Linked DNA regions of Mus musculus: region 2 is linked to region 1. The links are chromatin contacts, found by POLR2A ChIA-PET in ENCODE. All regions are on one chromosome and are shown on one strand. The core of a region is the stretch at or near the end of the contact, and the rest is flanking DNA. Distances in the headings are between cores, read along the strand shown.

Region 1 (7,232 bases), core at 1,440-3,939:
TCCAATTTCAGGGTTGGTGTTTCAAGTAGGATCCCATATTTTGTAATTTCTTAGTGAAATTCCACATCAAACATGACCCAAGATACAAATATACTCAATTCAATATGTGAAAACTTTAGTAAAATACAACTCATTCTGTATTAAAAGCCAGCCACATCAGAAACAAACGCAAAAGCCAAACCTCAATACAAACTTATGAAAATTAGATACTTTATTTATAGCTTAATCACAAAACAATTTTCTTATTCTTCGGGATGTAAATACATACTAGAATAAACTCTGTAGAATATACAAAAAAATACATACTTTCCCATGAAATTTTTCTTCAAAATAAATAGAAGGAAACACGTGTGTGGCTGATCCTGGCAATGCCCCGTGTCTGCTTAGGTTTTCAGACTGTTGATTTATTTTTAATCTCTTGAAAGGATGGGGGAGTTCCTTCTCCCCTAAAAGGTCGAGATAAATAATGCATGAAGCAATCCTCCCTCCTGATTTTTCCTTTTTCCTTCACATTTTTTCTTTTGATAGAGAATTCAGCCTAAATTTCCACGCTTGCATTCAACCCTTACAAAAGCCTACAAATTATACAATGACTTCTAACCTGGCCCTCTAACAAAACAAGTTTTTCCCCCTTATAAATCATAAGAGACAGATGGCAAAATGGAGAAAAAAAGCAAAAAGAAGGGCGGGACAATAGGCATTGTGACGAATCTGGGAAAAAAACAAAGTGCACATCAGAGAGGGAAAGTTTGGTTTGACAGGTGAAATTCCCACAGCCTGCAGACAGCAATGGGAATAGAGCAGATGCCAGCCATTGCAAATGTGTGGATAATATTATTACCAGTAAATTCATTCAGATGCTAAAATACATTTCTTTCGACTGACATTAACATCTCTATGTAGAAACGAAGGTGAAAAGATCACAGGGACCAGTTGCATTCCCTCTGAGAGATTCACACGAACTGCCTGCCCGGAGTTCTCCTCCAGCAGCTCTGAGAGAGGGGAGGAGCGTCAGTCTGCTCTGCACACTCGTTAGTTATGGTACTTTTTCTCAGTGTCTTTTACAGTCTTACGAGGTTCCCCACGCCAGCCCCCACTCCCACACGCCATAGTCCTCTTTGACCATAAATCCTCACATCTTCAATAAACCAGAGCTGGTCTCCACCCCCGAATGCACCAGCCGCCGAGGGGATTGCAAGGGCCACCTCTGCTCTGTGAAGTGGAGTCCGGGGCGTGGAGGGTGAGGGGCGGGAGAAGGATGGGAAGAGGGCCGGGTAGAGGACGAGAGAGGGAGACCCGCAGCTCTAGATACAGTCCCTGGCGAGGGGCAGGTGAGGCGCATAACGATGCTTCTCCGGAGGTGGGGGCTGCCAGTAGTCCACGTCTGACCCGGGGCTAGCGGGCGATAAAGTGCAGCTGTATGGGGACGTGGAGTTGGAGGATGACGCCGGGCTGTTGGTGCAGCTCCAGGAGGAAGGTGGAGAAGGGCTGTCCCCGCTGGCGCCGAGCGCAGCTCCCGGGCTCAGGAGCACCGCCTCCGTGAAGAGCGCCCCCTGGAGGCCACCGGCGCCGGCGCAGTGGTCCGCCAGGCGCAGAGTCTCGGTGAGCGCCCAGATGTAATTGTGGGCGAAGCGCAGCGTCTCGATCTTCGTGAGCTTGGCATCCTCGGGGAAGGTGGGCAGCACCTCGCGCAGCGCGTCCAGCGCGGCGTTTAGGTTGTGCATGCGGTTGCGCTCGCGGTTGTTGGCCTTGAGCCTGCGGGTCTTCTTGATGCGCTGCACCGTCTCCGCCGTCTTGGCACCTCGGGAGACGGCCCGTGAGCGCGACGGGCGACGCTTGCACTCGTGCATCAGGCCCAGCAGCCGCCCTGGCCGGCAACCCCCGGCACCCGACGCCGGACTGCCCTGCACCCCCTGCCCGGCTTCCGCTCCACGCTGCCCACGCGCGGAGCCCGGCCGGCGCAGCTCCTCGTCCTCCTCCTCGTCCGCGCTGGAGGACATCGGGGTCAGGGTCGCCGAGGCCGGGGAAGCCGAGCCCAGCAGCATCAGTACCTCCTCTTCCTCCTTCAACTCCAGAGTCTCAGATTTGACGAACATCCTGAGAAAGAAGAGGCAGATGAAATTTATTCCCAGAATGGACAGGGTAAAGTGTCGCTGGCGCCGCGCCCCGCCCCCCCCCCCTCCATCTCCCTCAATGTGCATTCGCGAAGATGGCGAGGACAGAGCTGGGGAGGAGCGCCCCGGGCTCGAGCCACCTTCTGCCGGTCACAGAAGTCACTGCGTCTAGAGCGATGGAGTTAGCGTGGGCGGCGTGAGCCTGCGTGGGGACACTGCCTGCGAAGTGGAGAGCCGCGGCATGCACACTTACCTACGCGGCTCCAGATGTGTCGCGGCGCAGCTGCTGCTCCGGTGTGTGTCCGGGAATGTCCCCGCAGCCCGGAACCGAGCACGGTGTCCTCCGCGCCGCGGGCTTGGCGCTTCCTAGGCGCACCTCCGCGGGGGGGCCTCTCGGCTGGGCGACTTTGCCAAGAGCCCGGACGACCGCGGCAGCTCGCCCGAGTCTCGTGTGTTGTCGTTCTCGTGCGTGGTTGTCTGTCAGTCAGTCCCTGGCCGTGTGGCTGCTGGCACGCGACTCCAAGGCACTCCAGTTAAAGCCGAGCTGCTTGTGGTTCAGTGGCTGCGTGTCTGGCACACGACTCTCCTTAAAACCCCTTATATACCACCAAGAAAACAATCAGATCTGCCCCGGGGCCCCCTCCTCACCTACCCTTCCCCCGCCCTCTCCTCCTCCGCCTGTCCTGGTCCCCCGCTCTCCCTCCCCAGCTTATTCTTTTCATCGTATTATCATCATTCATTTCTTTCCCTTTCTTTAGTCCCTCTCCCCCTCCCCTGGCCTGGCCATCCATCCTCCTCCTCCATCACCCCCGCCCCTCCGTCCCCCCTTTATCTAATCAGCATAAAATGGTTCTAAAGCTCCTGTTGGCGCTCCAGGCTGCAGCCCAAGCTACCGAAGCCGCGGCGGCGGCAGTGGCTCAAGCTGCGGCTGTTGTCGCCGCCGCTGTCTATTGTGATTGGTGGCTCGCGCTCGGCTGGAGCGTGCCGCTAATTTATTAATGAAAGGAGGTCGCGAGGCGCAGCTGGCCAATCAGTGTTCCCGGGACTCCGGGAGGCCTGCGAGCCACGCGCACCGGAGCCCGCTCCCTTTCAGCAGCTCATTAGGGGCCCGAGTGCTGGGGGCCCATGGCGGGGGGGGGGGGGGGCACCCCGACTACTGCTCCCGCCCGAGTCCTCCATACGCGTCCCGCCCGTCTCAGCCGGGGTCTCACGGGCGGGCGACCGGAGCCTTGAATTAGTGAGAGTCAGAATCCCGGAGAAGGCAGCCTGGTGGTGCTGCCGGCCATGTCTCGGCAAAGCCTCTTTGGGGCCGTATCAACTAGAAAACGGGTTTTAAAACACCTTAGTCTAATTAGGAAAAGGAAGGGGTCACGTACGTGTGCCAGACAGGAGGCACGTTGTGAGAGAGTGTGCCTGAGTTCTAGAGAAACGTGTCTATGACTGTTTGGGAAACATTAGGAGTTCACAGAGACGTCCCCTAGAAGGGGAAATTGGTCGGAGAGCAATTGATGAGCATTAAAAAAAAATAAAATAAAATAAAATAAAATAAACGCACTCACTTGACACACCCATTTTCCCTGAGACACAGTGAGGCTTCACGCCTTGACGTAATTTGGGGGGCTTCTGGTGCGGAAGGGGATGGGTACCAACAACAGGTTAGAGCCAGATGATACTATAAGGTGGCTTCCTGTGTGGGTGGCAAAGGCAGGCGTGCTACTGCTCCTAGGAGCGAGTGGATCACTCTGACACTTGTATGACCTCTGCTCCGCTCTGGGGGGCGTTGTTGAGACATAGGGCCTGTCCTCCCAATTCTGCCTTTTCAATGGGGAGAAAAAAAATAGAAAGGAGCTCTAGCTCCCTGCTGGACTTGAGAGGAAACTTGTTCTGAATTGCTGTCTGTCCCTCCCCTTTACCACTAGACGCAGAACCAGAGTCCCAGAAGTGAGTGAGTCCTGAGTGTCATCTGGGACCGGTCGCGGGGTCCTTTTTTGCGAGGATGAAAGGAGAGTCTTGGGAGGGGCTTTAGCAGTCCACCAGAGCCAGAGAAAGAGATTATCCGCAGGTCTCTGGCTCCTTAGTTCGTTGGGACTGAAAATGAGCTGAATCTCAGAGAAGAGTTCAGCCAGAGCACTGTTCGCATTGGCACGGTTTGCGTGTGTTTAGTTCCCTTAGAGGGCTACGGAGCAGGATTTGGAGAGCGTGGAGCCGAAGAAAAGCAAAATTAGCATCCAGGGAAATAGTCTGGATCTTTGCAGCACCCCAACCTCCAGTATTTTCTGTCAAACTTTCATTTCTTCCCCCTTTAAAAAAAGCACATTTCCTAAATGTAAAAGCATTATTTCATCTAGTTCCCGCTAGATCCTCTCGGAACACTTTAATTTCCCTTGTAGACAGGACTGAAATAATGGGAAGGCACAGACGATACTGGACTTCAACACACGCCATCCGGCCCTCTCAGAGACTCTTCCTTTGAGTCTCTAGCTCTGTCTAGAAACTCGCAAGAAGCCGAATAGTCTGGAAGGCAAAAAATATATATTTGGAGTGAGAGCTGTCGGACAGCCCACATGGTTGCAGGTGCACGCGACCTTACGTAGTTAGCATTGAGACCAAACACTTAACCACCCTTCAAATTCTTCCTAAAAGAAACCCCCACTAAGGGTCTGTTTGGCCTTGGCTGAACGGATGGGGATTTAAGGAACATGTGGGAGTGGATGCGGAGTTTGTGTTTGTTCATAAACTTGAATAGAATAAAGGATGGGAACAGTAGGATCTGATGAAATGATCAAAGACCATTAAAAACAAATACCAGAATGATGAGAGGAACCTGCTGTGTCAGCCTCGGGACAGCTCCACCTCTCCACGGGGGCTGCCTGCAAGAGAAGACAAGCGGCTAAATTAATGCACTCGAAAACAAAGGAAGGCTTATTTGGATATCAGTAGAAATATATCTCTTTGGGCAAGTTGCTTCAATTTTGTTTTATTTTATTTTATTATTTATTTATTTTTTATTTATTTATTTTGCTTAGCCAGGCAGTGCTGGGTGACTTAATGGCAAAATATTGTCAGAACATAGTCATAATTCAGTTAAAGCTTTAAAGGGAACCTTAGGAGCCTGTGTAGCCTCAACTAACAATGATATCAAGCTGAGTCTAACACTCAGTGCCAGTGAAAACACACACACAATCCAGTCCTTTCATTGCTTGTTAGCAGTACCGAGGTGTCTGAGTCCCCACTTTCTCCTCTCCTCTGGCATTGTGCAGTGTTATGATCTCCTGACCATGCAAGTGACTTCCTTTGACAAATCCACACCTAGAAGTCTGGAGAGGTGGCTCAGCACTTTACAGTACCTGTTGCTCTTGGAGGACCTGGGTTTGAGTCCCAGCACCAGATGGTGGCCCACAAGCATCCCAAACTCCAGTTCCAGGCATTCTGACACATTCTTCTGGCTTTTTCCCTTCTCTTCTGACCTTTCCACAGACACCAGCACATACATAGCAGATATGCATATGTGCAGGCAAAACACTCAAACATATAAAATAGAACAAATAGAGTTTTTAAAAGACAAATCCACACCTTGTCTGTGGTTTATGAAAATAATGTACACAGAATTGTCTGAGCAGATGCTGACAATAGTGAAATAGTGTTAAGATTAACTGCAAATTTCTTTGTCTGGAGTTTGCTTTGTTTTGTTTTGTTTTTGGAGAGCACACGGTGCATTCCAAAGCTGTCAAGAAACTTAGCACTGCCTCCATATTCAGATACCGGTATTATTGGTCTCTAAATCATTTAAATATCAAGATGTCATGGGCTCATAGATTTTCACTTTTTGAGTAAGAACCTCCTTGTTTGCTTTATGCAATGGATATGCATTAGGTAACTGTGTGAAGGACAGACATAAAAAAATGTTGAAACAATAGCTGTTCTCTCTGAGTCTCGTCTCTGTCTAATCCTCTCTTTCTAACATTTTTGAGACAGGGTCTCCCCACATAACTCTGACTGGTCTGGAACTTGCTTCATAGATCAGGCTATTGTCAAACTCTTAGAGATCCACCTGCCTCTGACTGCTGGACTCTGGGATTAAGGTGCTGTGTGACAACCCCAGCCCTCTGCCATCTCTTAATACTAGAACAGTTCTATACATGTTTCTTACTCTAAAAATATTATTCAAAGAAGAAGAAGAAGAAGAAGAAGAAGAAGAAGAAGAAGAAGAAGAAGAAGAAGAAGAAGGAGAAGAAGAAGAAGAAGAAGAAGAGGAGGAGGAGGAGGAGGAGGAGGAGGAGGAGGAGGAGAAAGGAAGGAAGGAAGGAAGGAAGAAAGAAAGAAAGAAAGAAAGGAAGGAAGGAAGGAAGGAAGGAAGGAAGAAAGAAAGAAAGAAAGAAAGAAAGAAAGAAAGAAAGAAAGAAAGAAAGAAAGAAAGAAAGTCCAAAGACAAGCTAACAATACAGTGCAACCCAGAGCCAACTAACCGGTCACGCTCAGTTGGTTGGATAGCAGAACTGTTCAACATTGTGCTCAGTTTCACTGAGAAAACAAAAAGGCAATTTCAGTTTGTACTCAGCTTTGCGAAGGACGAAAGACGGGACTCCAAACATCCTCAGCTAGACCCTTCCAGCACTCTTTTAACTTAAATAAATTCAAGAGGCACTTGTGTGGTCTGAAAGTTTGCGTAGATGAAACCAGGCTGAAATGCTCTGTGAAGGGGGTGGGGAGCGCGTGAATAGCCCGGGCAAGAATGGCGGCGACCCAGGGCCGCGCCTGTCCATAGCGTGAACTGTCTAAAGGGTCAAACTGTTCATCTTCAGTCCCTCTTTCAGTGTGCAATCCTACTTTAAGAGAACAAAAGCTCAAAGCGGGCTGTTATCAAGAAATGGGAGCCCAGTGATTTAAAATCATCGCCAAGCCTTAGAAAGAAAGGAGGCCTAGTGCGTGTAGCTGGAGAAAAAGTTGAAGTAAGGGGAGGGGTGAAGGGGTGGAGACCTTTAGAAAACCTTTGTTCCTTCTAAGAAGCTTGAACTTTGTGATGGCCCAAAGCCCTAAAGTTTAGGGTAGGTGTCTCTGTGGGGAGGTCAGCACTTCGACCTCACAAGTGGCGAGAGAGGACAAATGGTCCAGACTTTC
Region 2 (7,232 bases), core at 1,697-4,196, 150 kb before region 1:
TTTGAGGTCATGACTTGTGTGCACTACCAACACCCACAGTGCCAAGGCAGCACTTGGCACAAACCAGACACTTCTATCATGTTTACACAAACAAATAAGTGATAGGCATTTGCTTCAGCATTTTATATTCAAAACAATAAAACCTAGATAATCAGAATCAATACGGTAGGGCAGGCCGTTTTTCTAAGTGTACCACTTGAGTGTACGCCTCAGACATTTACAGTAAGTGAAGCTTTTGTTTATAAATTTCTACATGGGACTGTTATCTTGGGAAACTTTCTGGAACTCAATGTTGTGATTAAAAATGAAACATCACATCTCATGTTTCTATGGCTCTAGGAATTTTTGCCAGGAATGCTTATCACAGAGAGACGTGGCTATTGTCCAGACTCTATGAAGATAAATGACTCACACACTGGTTTCTTCTCAATGTCTTCTCATATTTCTATGTATCCATCGCCTTCTTTTAGGCACTAAAATATCACTCCTTCTCCTCAAGTAAATTTTTTAAATTTAACTTTATGTTTTTACTTATTCACGTTATATCCTGCTCGTTGTCCCCTCCTGGTCTCCCCTCCCATAATCCTTCCTCACTCTTCCCTCCCCTTCTCCTCTGAGTAGGTGGGGCTCCCTGAGTATCCCCTGATCCTGGCACTTTAAGTCTCTTCGAGGTTAGGCACATCCTCTCCCACTGAGGCCAGACAAGGCAGCCCAGCTAGAAGAACATATCCACGTACAGGCAACAGCTTTTGGGATAGCTTCTGCTCCAGTTCAGGACCCACATGAAGACCAAGCTGCACATCTGCTACATGTGTGTGGGGAGGTCTAGGTGTAGCTCATGTATGAGTTCTGTGGTTGGAGGTTCAGTCTCTGAGAGCCCCAAGGGTCCAGGTTAGTTGACTTTGTTGGTCTTCCTGTGGAGTTCCTATCCCTTTTGGGACCCCAGAAATCCTTCCTCCTATTCTTCCATCAGACTCAAATAATTTCTAACACTTCTTTTACTTGCCTGCTCCCAAGCAGAATTCTTAAAAAAAAAGTCACATATATTGAAGTTGATGTTTGTTTTTTATTATAATTTTAAATAATTACAAAAGATCTCTGTGTGGTTTTCCTAAACAAAACTCTACATGTTCTTTCTTCCTTCCTTCCTTCCTTCCTTCCTTCCTTCCTTTCTTTCTTTCTTTCTTTCTTTCTTTCTTTCTTTCTTTCTTTCTTTCTTTTTTCTTCCTTCCTTCCTTCCTTCCTTCCTTCCTTCCTTCCTTCCTTCCTTCCCTCCCTCCTTTCTCTCTCTCTCTTCTCTCCTTGGGACCAGATCTCACTATGTAGTCCTCTAGGACTCACTCTATATACCAGACTGGCCTTGAACTCACAGATATTCACTTGCATCTGCCCCAAGCCCAAGTGCTGAGATTAATGGTGTGTGCCATAAGGCCCATGCATATTCTTTTAAAGGCCAAGCAAAATTATATGTCAAATAATTTGGCACCCCTAACATCTCTCTATAAAGGCATGAAGATTTTTTTAACAATTGTGAAAATTTATATTATTCTATCTAAGTTTCTGTTTCTATTACGTTTCCTTCATAGACTTTTCTCATAGTACAAAACTTGCTCTTATATCTCTGTGTTTTTCTCATTTATATACAGTAATATATATATATATATTAAAATTATTTCTCTTTTTTGCTACAGACACTATTGAATAAACATTCTAAAGACAGGCCTATTCAATGCTTACAATACATGTATTTTTAATTTGTAATTTATTTAAAAGATAAATACAAAGTTACATATTTGATGAATGCCGAATAACAGAGTGCTATTTAAAAGTGCATTTCTCAATGATATTTATGGTACTTAGAAGTTAGTTAACAGATGCACATTATCTATAGCTACAATAAAGTAACATTCCAAGAAAGAACATACATTAAAAAAGGAAACTCTAGTTATGTAAATAAATGGAAAGTTTTGTTATAGTAATTCTATGTTCTTACTTGAACAACTTTTTTTTTTTTCCTGTTTGCTTTTTCTTTTCCAAGACAGGGTTTCTCTGTGTAATCCTGACTGTCCTGGAACTCATTAGTTAGACCAGGCTGGCCTTGAACTCACAGGGATCTACCTGTCTCTACCTCCTAAATACTAGGATTAAAAGAGCACACCATCACTCTGGCTGGTCGAACAACTTCTAAAGTCATGGGTGAAGAATTATTGCCGATCACAAGTCAGTGTTTAGGCAATCTAGCTTTTGACCGCTTGGATCGTTCCTTCCACTTGGTTGAGAAGCAGAGCTGGAATCCGTCCAACTGGCTAAAGCATTTGCTGCCCAGGTGCGGAGAGATTTCTGTTCTCATTTCTTGGGTCATGTACCAAAGGCTTTACCCAAATGCTTCCTGTTGGTATTACTAGATCCATTCCTGCCCTGGAGAGTTGGCTCAGCGGTTAAGAGCACTTGTTGCTGTTGCCCTTGTAAAGATGCCCAGGTTCGATTCCCAGCACCCACACGGAGGCTCACCACCTCCTCAAATATGAAGGCAAAACACTCATACACATAAGATAGTAAAAATAAACCTTAAAAAGAAAAGAAAGTCCATTCCTATTCTTTCTAAAGAAACTTCCTCAGCACAGCAGGCTCAGAAAGGCTCGAGAAAGTTAAAATATTGTTGACCTCTTAAAACTTTTCCAATAAAAAATGTCTTTTTTTTGATAAACATTTTAACATCTTTTCATGTACTTTTGACATGTTTTTTTATCAAAACTTGAGTCTCAGATTTCATTTGCTTCGACCGTTGAAAGACAAACCAGTTATCAGACAAGTTCCTTTCCTTGTGAAAGTTCAGGGAAACTCCTTATTTGGAGTAGGGCAGAGATGGAGTCATCCAAGAGTGAAGGAAGAGACTGCCAATGAGAAAGCAGGAACATAATGACACTATTTTGATGTCATCAAAAGACAAGCTCTCCTTGTCCCCTTTTGGGGGTCGATCTCGGAATTGGAGCGCAGAGGAGAAGTAGGCGTCGCAGAGGCACGTGTATCAACACGTTTATTTGCACTTGAGGCCAAGCTGGGGTTTTCCTGGTGGACGGTGCCAGAGTCAGTAACACGACTCCCAGAAGACCTTTCCCGCAACAGTCCCTAACGGGGCGTGTCTTGGCGTGGCGTTAGACAAGCACGGTCTGAGCAAGGAAGGACTTTTCTTTTCAGATTCCCGTTTCCTGAAACAGAAGCTGTTGAGGAGAAACGCTGTGTTTCCGGGAGGTTGTACCGGAATAAAGACTCTCCCGGGTCAGACTGCTGCTCTGAAGTGTTATTTTCTGAGTGAGTATCAGCTTACAAATGAAAACTTGCAGGAGGTGCGGTGCAGATGCTCGCAGGATGGGGGCGGCAGAGTGTTCTCAAAGGTGATTGCGGTAGACTTGGTGCCACCTCTGTCTCTGTTGCTTTTAAGTAACTCTTGAGCCCTTAGAAAGGTTTGCGCTTCTAGAAGCTCCTCAGAAGGGACAGGGGGGAAAAAAGAGCAGAGGAAAGGCTACCTACAGTTCAGTTGTTGTGAAGAGGAGAAAAATATGAACCCTTTAATGTATATATATATATATGGATTAATAGCAATGTACTTAGTCACAGAACTTGCCAGACCTGCTAGCCTTACTGCTCACAAAATCAGTGTCTGATGAGGGCATTAAAGGATTGTGGGGACTACTGATTTGAAACTGGGTTTGGAGCACATAGGAAGCTATCAAAGACGCTGCCGCTTGCTTGTACGATGGAGTCAGTAATTTCTTGCCAGGGCACAGTTGTGTGAATGTCACTCAGCATACTTGGGGAGTAGGGACAGAAATTCTGGGTGTGGGCAAGTCTTGGTTACAAAGAAAGCGCACATAAAAAAAATTAAATTCCTTTGGGTGTCTAGGTAAAATGGTCCTATCATTAAAAAATTGTAACATTTGAAAGTAGCACTCTAGCCTGGAAAGTCACAAATTAAAACCTCTGAAGTTGTTAGTATTTACAGCAGGTACCAGCACAAAGGCAGGAGCAGATGAGCAGATTTTATGTCACAACACAATGTCACCTCCATCCTAATACTTGCTTCTTGGCATTTGAAAAAACTGTGTGCTTCTAACACTCCTAAAAGTGACAATATTGACCTTTGCCTGATGAGACGTCACAGCTAAAAACTATTTCAGAGTTTCCTGTGTCTGTTTGTTGCTTCTGCTCAAGCCTACACAGGTCTCCATGCGCCTTACTTTGCCCTCAATGTTCTTGAACATTTGAGAGCATTCGTGACTGTAGAAGCTTCAAACCTGAGTCACACTGTCCCCAAAGTATAATACCCATGCTACCGATTTTACATGACACCTGCCAAGCCCTCTACCACTAAAGAATTAGATTACATTCTTAGTTTAACATTCATTATACATCCTATGATTAATTCTGGAGATATGGGTTGTTATCAAGCCTGATATCCTGGGTTCAGTTCCTGGTGCCTGCATGGTGGACGGAGAGATACAATTCTCACATGTCCTCTGACCTCCATGTGGGCTGTGAAGGGTGGGGAGGGGCAGACAGCTGAGAGCACTGCCACACACTGAATGAATGTCTCTGATTTTTTTTTTCATTTTTTATTAGGTATTTAACTCATTTACATTTCCAATGCTATACCAAAAGTCCCCCATATCCACCCACCCCCACTCCCCTGCCCACCCACTCCCCCTTTTTGGCCCTGGTGTTCCCCTGTACTGGGGCATATAAAGTTTGCAAGTCCAATGGGCCTCTCTTTCCAGTGATGGCCGACCAGGCCATCTTTTGATATATATGCAGCTAGAGTCAAGAGCTCCGGGGTACTGGTTAGTTCATAATGTTGTTCCACCTATAGGGTTGCAGATCCCTTTAGCTCCTTGGCTACTTTCTCTAGCTCCTCCATTGGGAGCCCTGTGATCCATCCAATAGCTGACTGTGAGCATCCACTTCTGTGTTTGCTAGGCCCCGGCATAGTCTCACACGAGACAGCTACATCTGGGTCCTTTCAATAAAATCTTGCTAGTGTATGCAATGGTGTCAGCGTTTGGATGCTGATTATGGGGTGGATCCCTGGATATGGCAGTCTCTACATGGTCCATCCTTTCATCTCAGCTCCAAACTTTGGCTCTGTAACTCCTTCCATGGGTGTTTTGTTCCCAAATCTAAGGAGGGGCATAGTGTCCACACTTCAGTCTTCATTCTTCTTGAGTTTCATGTGTTTAACAAATTATATCTTATATCTTGGGTATCCTAGGTTTGGGGCTAATATCCACTTATCAGTGAATACATATTGTGTGAGTTTCTTTGTGAATGTGTTACCTCACTCAGGATGATGCCCTCCAGGTCCATCCATTTGGCTAGGAACTTCATAAATTCATTCTTTTTAATAGCTGAGTAGTACTCCATTGTGTAGATGTACCACATTTTCTGTATCCATTCCTCTGTTGAGGGGCATCTAGGTTCTTTCCAGCTTCTGGCTATTATAAATAAGGCTGCTATGAACATAGTGGAGCATGTGTCCTTCTTACCTGTTGGGGCATCTTCTGGATATATGCCCAGGAGAGGTATTGCTGGATCCTCCGGTAGTACTATGTCCAGTTTTCTGAGGAACCGCCAGACTGATTTCCAGAGTGGTTGTACAAGCCTGCACTCCCACCAACAATGGAGGAGTGTTCCTCTTTCTCCACATCCACGCCAGCATCTGCTGTCACCTGAATTTTTGATCTTAGCCTTTCTGACTGGTGTGAGGTGGAATCTCAGGGTTGTTTTGATTTGCATTTCCCTGATGATTAAGGATGTTGAACATTTTTTCAAGTGCTTCTCTGCCATTCGGTATTCCTCAGGTGAGAATTCTTTGTTCAGTTCTGAGCCCCATTTTTTAATGGGGTTATTTGATTTTCTGAAGTCCACCTTCTTGAGTTCTTTATATATGTTGGATATTAGTCCCCTATCTGATTTAGGATAGGTAAAGATCCTTTCCCAATCTGTTGGTGGTCTTTTTGTCTTATTGACGGTGTCTTTTGCCTTGCAGAAACTTTGGAGTTTCATTAGGTCCCATTTGTCAATTCTCGATCTTACAGCACAAGCCATTGCTGTTCTGTTCAGGAATTTTTCCCCTGTGCCCATATCTTCAAGGCTTTTCCCCACTTTCTCCTCTATAAGTTTCAGTGTCTCTGGTTTTATGTGAAGTTCCTTGATCCACTTAGATTTGACCTTAGTACAAGGAGAGAAGTATGGATCGATTCGCATTCTTCTACACGATAACAACCAGTTGTGCCAGCACCAATTGTTGAAAATGCTGTCTTTCTTCCACTGGATGGTTTTAGCTCCCTTGTCGAAGATCAAGTAACCATAGGTGTGTGGGTTCATTTCTGGGTCTTCAATTCTATTCCATTGGTCTACTTGTCTGTCTCTATACCAGTACCATGCAGTTTTTATCACAATTGCTCTGTAGTAAAGCTTTAGGTCTGGCATGGTGATTCCGCCAGAAGTTCTTTTATCCTTGAGAAGACTTTTTGCTATCCTAGGTTTTTTGTTATTCCAGACAAATTTGCAAATTGCTCCTTCCAATTCGTTGAAGAATTGAGTTGGAATTTTGATGGGGATTGCATTGAATCTGTAGATTGCTTTTGGCAAGATAGCCATTTTTACAATGTTGATCCTGCCAATCCATGAGCATGGGAGATCTTCCCATCTTCTGAGATCTTCCTTAATTTCTTTCTTCAGAGATTTGAAGTTTTTATCATACAGATCTTTCACTTCCTTAGTTAGAGTCACGCCAAGATATTTTATATTATTTGTGACTATTGAGAAGGGTGTTGTTTCCCTAATTTCTTTCTCAGCCTGTTTATTCTTTGTATAGAGAAAGGCCATTGACTTGTTTGAGTTTATTTTATATCCAGCTACTTCACCGAAGCTGTTTATCAGGTTTAGGAGTTCTCTGGTAGAATTTTTAGGGTCACTTATATATACTATCATATCATCTGCAAAAAGTGATATTTTGACTTCCTCTTTTCCAATTTGTATCCCCTTGATCTCCTTTTGTTGTCGAATTGCTCTGGCTAATACTTCAAGTACTATGTTGAAAAGGTAGGGAGAAAGTGGGCAGCCTTGTCTAGTCCCTGATTTTAGTGGGATTGCTTCCAGCTTCTCTCCATTTACTTTGATGTTGGCTACTGGTTTGCTGTAGATTGCTTTTATCATGTTTAGGTATGGGCCTT

The links. ChIA-PET counts read pairs that join two places held with the same protein, here RNA polymerase II (POLR2A).
Region 2: POLR2A ChIA-PET joins it to region 1 with 13 read pairs in Patski. The contact joins the promoter of Alpk1 here to the promoter of Neurog2 in region 1. POLR2A ChIA-PET finds 5 or more read pairs at or near these places in 2 of 5 experiments (Patski and embryonic stem cell).

Annotation. Positions count from the first base shown.
Region 1 is chr3:127,628,593-127,635,824 of GRCm38, reverse strand. Neurog2 (neurogenin 2) reads right to left here and starts at 2,689. Exons shown (of 2, transcript NM_009718.3): 1 at 2,368-2,689; 2 at 194-2,097. The coding sequence starts at 2,096. The coding sequence ends at 1,305. Gm40147 (a long non-coding RNA gene) reads left to right here and starts at 7,022. Exons shown (of 2, transcript XR_867627.3): 1 at 7,022-7,232.
Region 2 is chr3:127,776,241-127,783,472 of GRCm38, reverse strand. It overlaps Alpk1 (alpha-kinase 1), which reads left to right and starts at 2,946. Exons shown (of 14, transcript NM_027808.1): 1 at 2,946-3,312.